Linked DNA regions of Mus musculus: region 1 is linked to region 2. Evidence: chromatin loops called from intact Hi-C (ENCODE). Cell type or tissue: gastrocnemius. All regions are shown on one strand. Links, peaks and the distances in the headings refer to the core of each region. The heading gives the core; the rest is flanking DNA. Region 1 has its middle 150 kb from the start of Mir6344. Region 2 has its middle 35 kb from the start of Mir6344.

Evidence for each region. Hi-C counts contacts between places; a loop is a spot of excess contacts. Peaks named below come from ENCODE experiments on the same cell type or tissue, not always from the same donor. Only the 100,000 strongest peaks of a DNase experiment are listed, where the experiment ranks them.
Region 1: it touches region 2 in a loop (2.8-fold over the local background); 2 of 42 quality-filtered maps call a loop at or near these places.

The regions. Positions count from the first base shown.
Region 1 is chr1:81,975,932-81,978,857 of GRCm38, forward strand. No RefSeq gene overlaps it. Among named protein-coding and RNA genes, the nearest start is that of Mir6344, 150 kb to the right of the region's middle. In gastrocnemius, for the core only: no CTCF peak of the experiment used is centred there; no DNase peak of the experiment used is centred there; H3K4me3 peaks cover 256 bases; H3K27ac peaks cover 737 bases.
Region 2 is chr1:82,095,847-82,098,772 of GRCm38, forward strand. No RefSeq gene overlaps it. Among named protein-coding and RNA genes, the nearest start is that of Mir6344, 35 kb to the right of the region's middle. In gastrocnemius, for the core only: no CTCF peak of the experiment used is centred there; no DNase peak of the experiment used is centred there.

The sequences.
Region 1 (2,926 bases), core at 238-2,737, 120 kb before region 2:
TGAACCCAGGAATAGTGAGAAGTTCATAGAATCAGTCATAGGTTGGTCAAACACAAACTGAAATACAGATGGTGACTGGTTGAAATTCTAGGGAAAAGATTGCTATTTGTTTATTCAGACTTGGAATTTAAAGTGTAGAGTTGGGATAGCCATTTTGAAACCACAAAGAGATGGCCTGAATAGAAAGAATCTTAGTAGATCTTCAGTTTAGTGATTGAAAAGGCATGCCCAGGTTCATATGCCTCTCAGAACATCAACCACAAGCCTTACCTGAAGACAGGCATCAACTGTGCATTCCAGAAGGTAAAAAAAATAGTTCCTTCTGTCCAGGAAAGCAGACCCTCCACATGCTTCTTAGAACCAACCGAGTGTTCACAAATGAATTTATTCTTACATGAGTATTCCAAGAGAAAGGGAGAAATATTGGTTTAAATACTGTAAAATAAAGAAGTGATAAAAAGTTCAGAGTACAAAATGGCATCAAATTAGGCGTAAATACTCCTCAGAAGTCCATACTTCCTTCTTTCTTCTTTCTCTACTACATGCCAATTTTTGTAGATATACATAGAGCTCAGAAATAAACATAGCTGTTATCTCTGTAGTCAATAAAAATGTTATCATCTCTGACCATAACATTATCCATTATTTAAATAAAAAGTCAAAATATTTCCAAACATAGCATTTAAATATTCACTCTATTTTACAGATATACTAAGACTAGGCTTTAAAAAAAAAAAGGAAGCTATATCATGCCTTCTTAAATAACTTCCTCTATTTAAAAATCTTATTTCTATAGATAAAAATGTGGGAACAGAGTAAATGAAGGGGAAAAGTAAGTAAGTTCCTCTATGATGCCTGCAATGAGAATATAGTATTAGTAGTGACTTCAGTCATTCTAGAGACTTGTGAAGGTCTGTGTCTTCATCATGAGTATGATAATGTTGGGAACCAAGACTATTTCACACAAGACCTTAGATATGTACAACACATAAGTATCAAAAATAAATCAAGGCTAAGGTCACTGCCCGTGCATAATGTAATACAAGGCATAGAATGGCATCTGCCCCAAGCCACATGACATACTTGCCACTCTAAAGGAAATACCAGTCCCAGGTCCCAAATTACAAGTGTCCACAATACCAAAAACATCCAACATGTCATTGCTTTGTGGAGGCTCTGCAAAAATCTATCTGTATACAGATTCGTTTTAACACAGATCCATTTTTTAGAGGAAGCTATGTGTTCTGTATCAAATCAGGAATGAGAGTCGTAGCCAGTAAAGATGGGAGGGGGAAAAAAGATAGCTTATCCCTTACTGCTGGCAAAGCCAATTAGGCGTATCTTTGTTTCATGACAGCTATATAAAGAATTGGGGAGCTGAGAGCGTGGGCATTTGATACGGATGTGCAAACTAATTCTTTCTGTTGGCTCGCATAAACAACATTTCATGGAATATCCGGTAGATGTTTTTCTGGCTTTCCTTCCCTGAACCATGTAAGGCAATGCAATCTAATACATGCAATGATTTCTGTCTTGTATCCAAAAAGAAAAATAAAATAAAATACACACACACACACACACACACACACACAAACTTCAAGTGCTTATTCAAATAGAAAATTTAAAATGAGCTGAACTGCCAATCCCTGTCTACTGGATTATTCAATCCAGAACTCAAACCAAACTCATGTTTGCCTTGTGTCCTTCATAGATTTGACTATCTGAATTTCTCTCAATATGCAAATTCAATTCTAACTTGAGTGGGAGTTTTTATCGCTGTCATTATTTATTTCATCACATTTAACCTTCTCCAATGTATTTATCAATCTTTTTCTTCTCCTAGACCATGAGTTCCTAGGGAGCCAGGATTTCATGGGTTAATTAATATTTTGGCATCACTACACATATATACTGGAAACAACTTTGCATGAAAAAGAGTTAATATTAAAGTCTACACTTAAGTGCATGAAGCAGTTTTGTTAATATTTTATTGCAGAGACCCTACAGGCAAGGCTGATTACTCTTCTAGCTAGCACTCATCTGTTTTGATAAGACATTATTTTGGAGAGTCCCAAAAGCCCTAGAACCATAGCAGTCACACTCCCAGACTGTACACTCTAAATCACACAAATGCTAGCTCTGCGCAGTCCTTCTCTCTTAACAACCACCCTATGAGAGGGTGTTGTACCATGCAAAGATCGCAAATAACTAGTGCTTAAGACACTTGGTAGTTTCAAGGCCATATGGGCTGATACTGAACCTTTATGCTATGTTGGAAGCAGACAGAGTTCCTATTCTGATGGTCCATGAAATAACACACAGAAAGATGTCAAGACTAAAGGCAGCAGATGGGTGGTTCATGTCACTAAAAGCTTTGACTTTCTTGCTTTTGTCAAATAGCTTTAGCAATGAAATCAACTACATAAACCTATCTAGTCTGAATGTAGCTGTTGAAAAAGTTAGATAAGATCTTAAATCAGGATATTAGCTGGCCCAGTAGGGTTGGCAAGACTGAAACAATTGGGCTAACAAATGTCCCTGGTTTCCTGGAGGAACAATGACATAAAGGGGGAAATATGAGCATTTTCTATGACAACTGGACAGGGTTCACTAGGCAGCTGTTACTGTGAACAGGCGAATAATTAATGGCAACTATTTCCCATTTGCACACAGAAAATAACAACGTTTTTTATAAATGTTACAGTCACTTTAGTAATTGAAAGAGGTTTTTTTGACATATAAAATGGATAAAATGATTCTTCTAAACAAACTCAGGGGAGGGCATGATTTGGCCTAAGCTGAAACTGAATTTCATTATTTTGCACAAGGAATCTATATTGAGCTAAAGAATGAGCAAGCAGAATGTGACCCCAATGGAGGGAATACCACAAGGGCTACATTTTTAAAGCATTTTAGAAATCCTGGC
Region 2 (2,926 bases), core at 218-2,717:
GGCATGACAGCAGGACTGAGAAGAAGCTGGTCAGATTGCATCCATAGTCAGTAAACAAAGAGAGAGTTGAGGGAGGGAAAGGGGGAGGGGGAGAGGGAGAGGGGAAGGGGGAGAGGGGAAGGGGAAGGGGGAGAGGGGGGGAGGGGGGAGGGAGACAGGGAGACAGGGAGAGAGGGAGGGAGAGAGGAATGCTGGTGCTCTGCTTACTTTCTCCTTTCTTATTCAGTGCAGGACCACAGCACATAGAATGGAGCTGCCCATACTTAGGTAAGTTAGTGTACCTTAATTTAGTTAGTGTACCACTCTAGAAACTCCCTCAAAGGCATGCCTAGAGCTTTATTCTAGTAGTGATTTTAAATCCAGTCATGTTGAGAGTTTCAACCAACACATACCTATTATTGTATACAACAACTAAAAATATTAACTTTAAAAAATTGAAAGAATAGACACAGAGGTAAGACAATAATAAGCACAGGCAAAGATTGTGACAACATATATAATGTATATACATACATTCTACTTTGATAATTGCATTCTGTAATGAGGAGACTAGTCACATTTGCTGAGTAAATTTGATCTCAGACTATTACAATCAAGCCAATTGGAGTGAGTAAAATAAAGTTAGTGGCACCAGCCAATACCAAATGCTAGCAATGATGTGCAGGAACTAGAACTCTTGTACATGCTTGTATATTGCTGGGAATAGAAGGTAATGTCGCCATTCTGGAAGAGTTTGAATGTTTTTATCTATAACTAAAAATAAATGTGCTATACTACCCAGCAGTTTCACTCTTGACTACTTATTCTGCAGAATCCAAACTTATTTTCAAGAAGAGAATTATTGAATAACTATACCACCAGTGAAAAGGAATATTAATCTATCATTAAAATTGGTAATTATGATGACTGGGTAGAATAAATTTAAAATGATCCTAAAACAATGTCAGCTTAAAATGCAGAAATAAAAACTACAGATTAGACATTAATTAGTATGGTGGTTTAGATATGCTTGGCTCAGGGAGTGGCACTATTAGGAGGTGTGAACTTGTAGGTGTGACCTTCTTGGAAGAAGTGTGTCACTGTGGAGGTAGACTTGGAGACCCTCCTCCTACCTTCCTGGAAACAGTCATTTGCCTTTGGAACAAGATGTTGAACTCTCAGCTCCTCCAGCATCTTGACTGCCTGGACACTGCCATGCTCCAACCTTGATCACCCGGATGATAATGAGCTGAACCTCTGAACATATAAGCCAGCTCCAATGAAATGCTGTCCTTCTATAAGAGTTGCCTTCTTCATGGTATCTGTTCATACCACTAAACTAAGAGAGTAACTGTTAAGTATGCAGGGAATAAGAAGCAAGAGAACAGCTGTATTGTCACAAGAGGGGAGCAGGATTGATGAGCGTGGTCATGTCTTTCTTTTCTTCCTCCCCCCACCCCCCCCACCAGGAGAATCTTTGCTGCTATTCTTTAATATTGAATTTTTTAAAGAATAAAGTCAAAAACATAAAAACCATTAAAGAGAAAACCACACTGTACAGAGACTTCTTGGAAAGGAGGTGCGTACCTGAAGTGCTTCCTGTTGCTGTGGTCTGTACCATCCATGGTGTGATCTTTATCAGATTATCCTGAAGGTGCTGAGGCCAAGATCCTTGGGGCTAGAACACAGAAGAGAAAGGATGTGAGGAAGAAAGATAAAGCCTGGAACAGAATCGAGAGAGGTGGCTTGGCAGTTAAAACATTAAAAACACTCGTTGCTTTTGCAGAAGACCACTCTTCCATTTCCAGCAACCATGTGATATGGTTCATTACCTGTAACTTCAGCTTCAAAGGATCAGTCATCCTCTTCTGGCCTCCCAAGGCCGCAGAATTCATGCATGCATTGACACAAGCACATGCACATAATTTATTTTTAATTAAATAAATATTTTTTTTAAAAAAGAGGAAAAGAAAGAAAACCAAAAACAGCACAGCCACTGCCTATGCAGCAGGTTAATTGAGGAGGTAAAAATGGAGATCTTACTATAAAGGAGTAAAGAGTTAAATAGGTAGAAGGGCAAAGGGCTCCAAGAAGAATGGTGCTGATGTTGTGACTATGCCACCATCAAAACCTAGACAGCATCAGGACAGAGAAGCAATCTAGAGGCTGGATAGCAGACCCAAACTTCTTAGGATCAGGAAGAGAACAGGATAGGGGGGAGGAGATACCAAAACAACATGTTAAATATACAAAAAGAGCAACTTCTGTTTGGTGTCTTTGGTGGTTTGAATAGGAATGACTCCCTTAGTTTCATATATTTAAATGTAAGATCATTAAGGATTGCCTACATCAGAGGGATTAGGAATTGTGGCCTTGTTGGAAGTGTGTCACTGGGAGAGGGCTTTAGGGTTTCAAAAGCTCAAGCCAGGCCTAGTGTCACATCTCTCTTTCTGCTGTTTGTGTATCCAGATGTAGAAATCTCCAGCACCATATCTGCTAGCAGGCTGACATACTGCCTGCCATGATAACGATGGACTAAACCTCTGAAACCATCAGCAAGCCTCAGTTAAATGCTTTCCTTTATATGAATTGCTGTGGTTGTGGTGTCTCCTCACAGCAATAGACTAAGCTAAGACAAGCTAAGACTATGCCAGAAGATAATCATAGCAAATCTTGCATCCAAGACTCTAGCAACATAAATGATCAGAGGAAATAATAATAATAACATTTGGTACACAAGTCATTATTCTTTTAGTTATTTTGATTTCCATATGTAAACCCAGAGGTCAAGAGCATCCACATCATTTTGACAAAACTAACCAGCTAGGCACACCTCAGGCTGATATTCCTATGGGCCCCTGTGAATGCCCAGGTTTACTTGCTAAATGCTGGGGTGGTTTGAGAAATGATGTATTCCAGAATAAAACTGAGTTCCAAGGAAGATGGC